Regions from separate parts of the Mus musculus genome. Here region 2 is linked to region 1. Evidence: chromatin contacts called from ENCODE Hi-C or POLR2A ChIA-PET data. All regions are on one chromosome and are shown on one strand. The core of a region is the stretch at or near the end of the contact, and the rest is flanking DNA. Distances in the headings are between cores, read along the strand shown. Region 1 holds the start of Cep70 (centrosomal protein 70). Region 2 holds the start of Mras (muscle and microspikes RAS).

Region 1 (5,008 bases), core at 1,709-4,208:
AATGAGTCTCATGTCCGGAAGTGGATCTTGATCTAGGTTTCAAAAAGATACAAGCCAAAGCCTTGAAATGTTCAACCTGTCACAGAAATGGTCGAGTTATTCTCAAGGCCGGTATCTATGGTACCGATAACCACAGCCTGAAAACTGCAACAAGAACGAACAGCTTTTTCCACAGATGCCCCCCTTCCTTTCCCCCTTGTCCTTCCTCCTATTGCTTTATTGAAACATGTGCAGGATATTCAAATCTATCATTCTGATATGTGGCCTTCAAGGGTAGTTATCCTTGCTTGCAAGTGTACTCAAGTAAAAGCAGGAAGCAGAGAACTTATTTACACCCGTGATCAAGCCCCCACCCCCTGTAACCCCCAAGGTTCTCTGAGTTCTGAAAGTGTTCTTTAAAAAGTCATAGTAAAAACCTGTAAGCTTTTTCAAGAGCACACTTCCAATTATTACAAATTGACACAAAGTATTACCTATTAATGCAAACATGCTAATCGTCTGTAGTAATCTTTTCCCCATCCAGGCTATTAACAAGACACGGCTTTGGAACCTTGAAAGTCACAGGAAAAAAAAAAAAATAACGGCATCCTAGGGCCAAGGCAGAACCTTTACAGAGTGTTGTTAACACACAGGACTCCTAGAGTAGGAAGTAGAGGACGGATGTCGTTTAGCCACGTGGCAAATAAAGCCAAGTGTTACAAAAAGGAGAAAAAAAATCACATACCCATAATTCCCAGCTTTGGGTCTTAGGAAGGATATGAGACAGCCCAGGCTACATAGTAAAACCCTATCTCAAGAAAAGAAAGAAGCCAAACACAGTGGTAGACACCTTTAATCTTACCACTCAGGAGACAAAGGCAGGCAGATCTTGTGAGTTCGAGGCCAGCCTGGTCTACACAGTGAGTTCCAGGACTATATAGAGAGACCCTGTCTCAAAACAAAAACAAAAAAACCAAAACCAAAACAAAAACAAACAGAAATGAAACAGCACAGTGCTAAGAGCATGTTATCCCTTACAGGGGACCAGAGTTCAATCCCCTTCACCCACGCCTGGCAGCTCACAACCACCTATGACTCCAGCTCCAGGAGATCCAACTCCTCGGCCCCCACGAGTACCTGTACACATGAACACGCACATAATTAAAAGTGGTAAAAATGTTTAGTGGCGGATGGTGATGCATGCCTTTATTCCCAGCACTCAGGAAGCAAATCCTAGTGGACTCCTGTAAGTTCAAAGCCAAACTGGTCTACATAGTGACTTCCAAGACAACCTGGACAACATGGCAAGATCTTGTCTCAAGAAAAGGAGGGTGGGGAAAAAGAAAAGAGAGAAAAGGAAAATAAGAGAAAAAGAAGATAAGAGAAAAACAAAATGAGAAAAAGATGAAACTGGAGATGTTTGAAACAGAACCTTGGCTGACCTAGAACTAGCCTAGGCAACCCATCCCTCTCAGCCCTGGGAGTGTGAGTACAAGTGACAGCCATCATGGGGGGAAAAGTGTATATTTTGACACAGTCCATCCATGTTTCACAACAGTTCATTAATTGCCCTGTAGGTATCTGAGGATCTGTTAAAATACAACACATACTAAAATTTTATAGCCAGGCAATGGTGGTGTGCACTCAGGAGGCAGAGGCAGGAGGATCTCTGTGAGTTCTAGGTGAGCTGGGTCTAGAGAGCTAGTTCCAGGACAGCCAAGGCTACATAAAGAAATCTTGCCTCAAAAAACAAAAAACAAAAACAAAAAAAAAAAAAAAACAAAACCCCCATAAATATAATAGCTGGGTGTGGTGGTGTTTAGCTGTAACCCCAGCATTTCAGAGGTTGGAGGATCAGGAATTCAATGTCGTCCTCAGACGGCCTGCATGAAACCTTGCCTTAACGTGAATCAACAATTCAATTCCAACAACATTGCAACTTGCTCTTCACGGTTTACCATTTACTAGCTATTTACTATTTACAAAAATCCATGCAATGCACAAGATTGAAACCAATGCCTGCAGCGCTGATATGATTACAAAATAAAGTGGCAGGCTAGAGAGACAGCTCAGTGGGTAAAGGCACTTGTCCCAAGAAAGCTTGAGAAGCAATCCTCAGAATCCACAGGAGGCGAGAATTCTGTAACCCCGGGCCTCCTGTAGGGAGATCGGACTCTGCAGCTCTCCCCTCCATCCCCTACAGTATGCAGAAAAACAAAAGACCTTGTCTCAAACAAGGTAGAGGCAATGACCGACGCCCAAGGTTGTCCTCTTTCTCTACGTCTGCACCGTGGCGTGAACAATTATTGATTAGTTGATAATAGTGGGAACCTTGATTAGGCTTTGCTGTGTTTTTCACATTAATCAACGTGGACCCACATAAAGGCGGAGTCCTTAAATTTGTAATGAGTCTGACAGGAGGGGTACTCGCCTACCCTTTACTCCGCGATCTCCCACTTGGCTCCAAATCGCTATCACCTGACAGCGCCGCAAAGAGAACTGGAGCTAGCCCGGAACCCAGCCGATTCCATGTAGGAGTCTAAGCTCAGTTCCTGCTTCCTCTACCAGGTCGCACACCTTCAACACTCGGCTGGGAGAAGAGGTTGAGTGAGGAGCGAGGGACACAAAGCGACGGGCGGGCTCCCCGCAGGGAGGTCCACGCCCACACCTGCACGCGCATTTCCTAGCTAGCGCGTAGGAGCCGGGGCGACTCCATTCTGAGGGCCCTGGCTGGTGAGTGGGACGCTCCGGATTCCGGAGAAGCCACCTTTGGGCGTGCACCTGAAGGGGGCCCACGTAAAGTCCTCGGCGACCCCAAGCGCCACTCACCTCGGTCACAGCCCGTGGCTTCCACCGCGCTCGCCCCCGCGGCCTAAGCCCCGCCTACGCGACCGTTAGCGCAGCCAGGCTGACCAATCGAACTGACGCAGTCGATGGCCTCCCAGCGGGGCGGGACAACACCACCTGGCGCGCCGGGAAGGCGGGTCCACGCCGCGCTCTATCGTTAGCTCCGCCCACGGGGCGGGGCTTCTTCCCGCCTCCACTCCCACCGGACCCGGACTTGCTGCGGCTACTTTGTAGCAGGCGCTTTGACACTTCCTGGACGCTCCGCCTGATAGTCGCTCAGTCACCATGGTGTTTCTTTGATCCCCGAGAAGCTAGAAATACACACATTTGCGGTTGCAAGTGAAAGTGAGGCCGGGGCTGCCTTATTATCACTGGATGCCTGCGCTCCCTACAGCTCCCCCTCACGCCCTGACTGCGAGCCTTTTTCAGGAACTGTCTGCACGGGGCAACCCCAATAAGCATTTCTTGATAACATTTCACCTTCTCCTTGAATATTTTCAAAGGTCTACGAAGAACTGAGATGCCTGCCTGACGAAGCTCAGTCTAGATAGGCAGTTTGGGCTCCTGTTAGACACTGATAAGACTGGTTAATAAAGGGTTTGTGGCTACAGAGATAAAAGATTACATAAGGACATGAGGCACAACTCTTGCTTCAACTTTAGATAAGCTGAAAAGCCTTGAAAACGATCTATGGGCCTCCAGGTTAATTAAGTCAAGATCTCTAAAGTGGGGCCCACACGTCCAGAGTTTATATGGTTCCCCGAAGTGATTCTAATGTATAGCCAGGAGGGAGAACCAACTGTCCGCTGAGAAATAATTAAGACTGATTCTAAACCTGGTGGGGAAGAGGGACTGGAGATGTAGATCAGTTGGTAGAATTCAGCGTCCGGGAAGCCCTTGGGTTTGATTCTTCAACACGGCCTAAGACAGGCGAGCTGACACGTGCCTGTAATTCCAGAATTTAGGAGGTACAGGCAGATCAGGAGTTCAAGGTCATCCCTGGCTTTATAGCAAAAGTCAAGACCACCGGAAGCTACAGGAGGCCTTGGCTCAAGGAAAAAAATAAAACGAAGGTCCTTCTCCACTCTTTTCAAAAACCAAAAGTGGGTTAAGAAATCCAAAATATGTAAGGGAAAAAAAATCATGTTCGCAGTCTAAAGGATGACCTCGAGTTTTCAGGAATCTACCATCGTTGTCCTTGCAACTTACAGCCACACGGTGGCGGTATTGACAACAGGCATTTCCAGAAGGACTTGGGAAATGCAAGTCCCATCAGGGTCTTAGTGACCCTAATACATCAACTAAAGTGACTCTCTCTGGGTGGTCCAAGGGCACATCTCTTAAGAGAGTACTGCTCTCAAGCCCACGTTTAGGCACACAGTGAGTCTAAACTGTGTGTGTTCTCTGCAAACACATCCCAATCCCTCTATTCCCCCTCATGGCCCCTTCCTTCCCTTTCTATATCTGGATATTCACACTACGGAGCTGACAGATTTTCATTTTCAGCTTCCTAAGACAATCTAACTGCTTACCTTTTCCAGAACAATAGGGTGACTTTCCCAATCTTCTGAGCCAACCCATAGGCCAAACATCCGTGGGTTAGAATTACTTTTGATGTGAGTAATAAAAATCAAACAAACAAACAAAAAACTCAACTAATTCAAACTGCCTTAAACAATAAAGCAATTGATTAGGTCACACAACACAAACCCTAGAGGAGGGAGACGGAGACGTTGACATTGATTAATTCAAACCAATCTCTTTTTTTTTTTTTTTTTTTGGTTTTTGGTTTTTTGAGACAGGGTTTCTCTGTGTAGCCCTAGCTGTCCTGGAACTTACTTTGTAGACCAGGCTGGCCTCAAACTCAGAAATCTGCCTGCCTCTGCCTCCCAAGTGCTGGGATTAAAGGCGTGCGCCACCATGCCCGGCTTCAAACCAATTTCAATGGTTAAGTGGGTCCAGCTGCTATTAGTCTGTGCTGTTGAAAACATGATAAATTCATACTTATTTTCCAGCTGCCTACTTGGAGCAACCAAGACCACATACTTTCTTTTCCTATAGAAACTTCTCCAGTTTTGTGTTTTGTTTTTGTTTGTTTTATTGAGCCAGTTGGACCTGCCAGATATACCCTACCTCCTGATCAGTAATTGCCAGGGAGATGAAGAGGTGGCTCAAGCCTAAA
Region 2 (5,583 bases), core at 921-3,420, 190 kb before region 1:
CAGGGCTCAAGGGATGGGGTAGGCAGGCGTGGGGTGGGTTGTGGGGTGGGGTAGGGTGGCGTGGGGTGGGGGGACAGCCTAAATGAGATATCCATCCCGAGCAATGGCCTGAAAGCTCAGGAATTTAATGATGAAGCCCAGACGTGAGAAGGATTTCTGTATGGAAACAGGGTAGCTATAGCTACACTCTTATGAAATGCCCTCTGCCCACCTTCCCTGAGGTCTGTGGTAAACAAAAATGAGAGAAAAAGACAGTGCCAGGGCAGGATCCAGACAGCCAAGGTGGAGGGACTTCTGATCTTCAAGGCCCCTCTCCTTACTCCGTTCACTCCCTACAGCCAGTGAAAGACGCCTTCAGTAGCATATAGTATGTTCTCTGCCCTGGGACTCTTGAAAGCCACCTGGGCTTTGATAACGCTAGATAGGAGTCTGGCCTCTCCTTAAACGGGTGGTGGCTAGAAGGCCAATGGCAAACAGCCTTAGGCAGAATCTCAGGTTTGCAAGATACAGAGCTTTGAAGTTCCCTGAGGCCAGGGGTGTGGAGAAGCACTCAAAATAGCAGGCAGTCCCGTATAAGTAAAGCTACAAGTAAAGCTAGGTCCAAGACTTCAAGGCTCATTTGCAAAAGAATGTCCTCAAAAATGATAGAGAGAGAGAGAGAGAGAGAGAGAGAGAGAGAGAAGCTTTGAGATGTAGAACAAAAGGCCACTTCACTCCCAACTAGGGAAGCAATTATCTGAAAGACACACAATTACAAGTGTTGGCAAGAACAAGAATGGAAACAAAGGCTGTGTCTAAAGTCTTGGCCTCCCTACCTGGGAAGGGAGGCAGAAGTTGAGGTCCCCTAGGCTTGTAGCTCTACCTACTCAGCCGTTCAAGGCCAATGAGACTCCTCAAAAGAAACAACAACAACAACCACACCCCAACCAAAGATCAAAATAAAGCAAAATGGTGACAGGCACCCGAAAGGTAACACCCACTGTTGTCCTGTCCTCACAACTGTACGCATGCACAGGTGCATGCTTATGTCCCCGCACACACGTGAGTGGTGCCAGTGTAACATGCTATGGCTGCGTTGGAAACAGATATATGCCCCCGAAAGAGTTCCCCAGTCAACCCGGCAATTCCGCTGGAGGTGTATGTATCCAAGAGGAATCACAGTATTTACATAAAGACTTTTAACACTAGCACTTTATTCACACCGAGAGAAAGGGGGAAAGTAGGTAAGCATCGACTGAGGAAAGGCTAAACAAATGCTTCCTATACACACAGTGGGAGATGAGTCTGGCCGAGGTGTGGCTACGCGGAACCACGTGCATCCAGTCTGCACACACCGTGGAAGAAGCCAGTCACAGAGACCACATGTTGTATGACTCCATTTATATAGAATGTTCTGAATAGGCAAATCCACCGAGGCTGAAATGCAGATTAGAGGGTTCCAGAGCCTGGGAGGGGGGAAGAATGGGGAGAGGTTACCCACAGAGGTTTTTTCTTTTAATTTATTGGGGAAAGGAGTAGTGACCCGAATGTTCTGGAATTAGATAAATAACTATGGTCGCACAACTTTGTTATACCAAAACCCCACTGAAACGTACGCCTTTAAAAGCATATACTCAGCGTTATGTGATCATATCTCAAGTCTTGTAAAAGGGAAAGCCGGGGATAGGGAGTAGGGAATGACTCCAACCCAATGGAAGAGCTAAATGGTGTGCGAACGTCGCCGCCGCCTCCTATCCAGGTCGCTGGCTAATTCTCAAGAACTTTGAGGCCTGAATCTGGCACCTAGCTAAAGCAAGCAGCAGGCCCTCGGAATCTTGGGGTCCTCGGGACGTGGTTGAAGCGACGGGACTCTTCTAAGGACTGGGGAGGCGTCCGCAGGTCCCGAAGTTGGCAGCCCGAAGAGTTAAAGATTGAACCTACAGCTCTTTTAAAGCCGCCCGGGGCCAATTCCCCTTAGGTGTCCTAGGCTTATCGGCGGCTCACAGACTGCAGATCCGTGTGGTGAGTGAGTGGAGGCGAGGGGACCCTTGCCCGGTGCCAGCTGTCCCAATGCCCACAGTGGTGCCGTTTGGGGGTCGTCGCAGCCACTCGGAAGGCTCCCGAGGCGCGGGGTGCGCGGTCGCTTTAAGGCGTCAGCGGGGCGGGGACGGCGGCGGCCGGGCTGGCTGGCGCGGAGCCGTCAGTCGGCGGCGCGGGGCCCGGCGGGCGCGGCGCTCCCTCCTCCCGGTGCGAGCGAGGAGGCGGTGGCCCAGGGCGGGAGCCCAGCCCCGGCGGGAGCGCGCGGCGAGCCGCCCGGCAACCCTGAGGGGAGGAGGCCGCCGGGCGCTTTGTTCCGTTCCGGGGCTGGAGGTGTGGCCGGTTCCGCGTTCGCCGGGCTGCGCTGCGCTGCACCCGGCTGCACCCGGGCAGCGGGCTCCGGCTGTGCGTGGCCTCTGCCCCCTACCACCGGCTCTGGCTTAACGGTGTGCAGCGGAGAAGTCGCTCACCACTCCGACCCAAGTGGGAAGGGCCTAGCCGCCGCTTAGACAGACTCCTTTGATTGTAGTCATCCTGGGGTTCCTCGGCTGCCCGGGTAAGGACTCGGCAGGGAGGTGGGCGGCGGGGTCGGGTAGGGGCTCTCCTGGCTTAAAATGGCGTAAATCAGGTTAAAGATCTACGGAGAGGTGGTACATTCATGTGGATAATACAAAACCGCTTTCTTCATAAACAACTCTTCACTGCGTCCTGGGTTCGGGTTGCTGGGCTGGCTCTCTGGTCACCACTGGGGCCTGCGCTCGTTAAACTGATGCGGCCCGGTGCCCATCATGTGTCAGGCTCCATGCCAAATCCTGTTCTGCTTGGAAAGCAGGGCACAAACTGAATGACAGTCTAGTGTGGTCAGTGGGAGAGCTCAAGTGCCCCTACGCCAGGGTTAGGTCAGAGAGACGACTGTTCAGAAGAGCAGAGTGGGCCCTTGACATTACGGTAGAACCCCCTGCAAAGCTGAGGTGCCTTGGGGACGGAGTGCAGTCTGGAGAATAGGACAAAGACCGTGTCACCTGAACTCTGACCTGAGCGCTGGGGCAGCTCCTGATGGTGGGGAACCTTCTTGGGCTACAATGGTGTTTTTGATTCTCTGGACCAAATTATAGAGACTGACTGATGACGCTCAAAACTGTGGCCTCCAGAGGTCTGGCTGGCCGAGGAGTGAGCGGAGAATGCTTAAAGCAAAGCTTACAAAGCCCTGGTACTTGATGGGAATTTGCCTATCTTCAGACAGGACGCCTCCAGAAAGATGGGAGAAGTGGGACGTTAACCTACCCAGGACTGTGCCTATGCCTGTGCTTTTGACCCCGTGTCTGTTCTGGCCTGTTGTGAGTGAGGCTCTAAGATGCTGACGTTTAAGGCTTGTGCAGCCTGCACTGTACATTCCTAGTGTACCAGTCCGCACGTCCTGCAGTGGTGGGTTGAAGTGTGGGGTGGCAGCTATGTATATTAACAACTGACGCATGTAAGGGCTCAGCTGTGAACAAAGCACTTTCACTGAAGCAGTTCGTAGACTTTCTCCTGCCCCTTTTCCCAGAGAAGAAATCTGAGCTGCTAACATTCCGTAAACCTTCTTATTTCCTGTAAATTGCATGTCCCTGCTGACTGGGGCTGAAAATGTTTCAGGCCGTGGTGTTTCTTCGGGGATGTGTGTGTGTGTGTGTGTGTGTGTGTGTGTGTGTGTGTGTGTGTGTGCTCATAGTACCCTGCAGGCAGTTAGCCTCGCCGACTGCGTTTCATGGCATGGTTTGGCCTTTCTCTGGCCCGGTGGGAGGTGTGGGGGCTCTGTTGCAGTGGGTTTCAAGGTTGGTCTCTTTGTAGTGGGAGGTTAAGCAAGTCCAATGTTCTGGTGGAAACTGCCACCCCCAGATGTGACCTTGACATTTCCTTATGGAGAGGAAAGGCCCTCTGGGGAGGCAGGTGACTGACTACCCTCTAGAGCAGTGGGCCTTGCTCCTGTCTAAAGCAATTTCCATAGCCGTGGCTGGCCTGCAACCTACTGTGTTCTCTGGTCTGCCACTCACAGAGATCTTCTGACCTCTGCCTCCTGAGTGCTGGGATTAAAGATACATACCACTCGCCTTGGCTGCATTTATAAGATTTGGGGGAGGTGAGTGACAAATGGAACTTTTATTACTAGTTTTAGGCCCAGATGTTTCATACTGTTTGTATACAGTGACAAGTCACTTCCCCCCTGAGGTTGGTCCCTGAGCTCCAGGGATCATCATCCAGAACCAGGGAGGATATTAATGAATTGAGTCCTTTAAGTGACAGGTCCTAACATCATGTGTTTACCAGTCTCCTGGATCGACTCAGTTCTCAGGAAATTGTGATCTCTATCCTGTATTGGACACATGTTGTTGTTGTAATCTTGTCTACCACTGAGAGGCCCCAGTCAGTGCACCTCCCTGGAAGGACCTGAAAACATACTGCTCCTGGGTATTGTGTTGTTTGTGCAAGCCGGGCTAAGTGGGAACTGGGTTCTTGTGCAAAGCTGTAATGCTCACTAGTATCTAGAGGGTCTGAGTGCAGGCATAAGCCGGCTATGAGCTATCAGCACCTTTCTAGAGAGATGGGGAAAATGGAGGAGTTGGCTATGAGCATCTTGCAATCTGGAGCACCTACCAGGTGCCCATGATACAGATGCTGAGCTGAGCGCTTTGTCAATAGACTCTGAAGCCTTACCCTTAGAATTTAATATGATGCTTCCAGGCCGGCCCTGTGGTCCAAATCTGCAGGGATGCAAGTAACAAAACACAAATAACAATAGGCTAGACGCGGCTCAGATCTCCCAAAGACACTCTCGGCTCTTGGAGATCATTGTACCCTTCCAGCTACTTATTGTGTGGGGTAGACGGTCAAGAAGGATGAGGCTTGGAGTTTAGACTCATGATTTGCATGACCTCGAGAAGCTACTCTTTATGTGTACGAGAAGTTAGTAGAGAACATTGTTTGATGTGCAGAGTTGAGCGTGCATGTTGGTAATTTCTCTTGTCACTGTGGCGGGAGGCCTGGAAAAAGAGACTTAAGGAAGAGCTCATGATGACCAACAGTTTGAGAGTACAGCCCCTCCTGACAGAGAAGGCATAGTGATGAGACAGATGGCTGGTCATGCTGCACCCATAGATAGAGAGTAGGAGAGATGAGTGCTGGCTTTGACTTGCTTCCTGTTTATTTAGTTCAGAGGTACCAGCCCGTTGGTGATGCTTGTATTCCCTCCTGCATTAAACATCTCTAGAAACACCTTCACAGACGTGCCCGGGAGTTAGATTCTTAGATGATTTTAAATTTTGTCAAGCAAAGACAAGATTAGCAGTCATAGCATATGACTGGGGGCAGTTACAAATCTCTGAAAATGAGCCACGGGTTGGCCATCCCTGGTCTAATGCCCGTTGTTCCAGAAATGGTTTTTGGAGACTTGTTGTGTAGCTCTTTGTCACAGCTGGGCACTTTTCATCTTTAGAGCATCCTGAAGGGACAGAGACAGAATCCAGAATCTACAGTGACTGGGATACTGTCTTCCCTGGGAGCGTCTGAGACAGGAGCTGTGTTGTTGAT

Evidence for each region. Hi-C counts contacts between places; a loop is a spot of excess contacts on that map. ChIA-PET counts read pairs that join two places held with the same protein, here RNA polymerase II (POLR2A).
Region 2: a map of heart shows a loop between it and region 1 (3-fold over the local background). The contact joins the promoter of Mras here to the promoter of Cep70 in region 1. A Hi-C loop is called at or near these places in 10 of 37 maps with a recorded cell type or tissue (adrenal gland, gastrocnemius, heart and 1 more). POLR2A ChIA-PET finds 5 or more read pairs at or near these places in 3 of 5 experiments (Patski and embryonic stem cell).

The regions. Positions count from the first base shown.
Region 1 is chr9:99,241,291-99,246,298 of GRCm38, reverse strand. It overlaps Cep70 (centrosomal protein 70), which reads right to left and starts at 2,958. Exons shown (of 18, transcript NM_023873.4): 1 at 2,809-2,958; 2 at 1-32.
Region 2 is chr9:99,433,299-99,438,881 of GRCm38, reverse strand. It overlaps Mras (muscle and microspikes RAS), which reads left to right and starts at 2,170. Exons shown (of 6, transcript NM_008624.3): 1 at 2,170-2,572.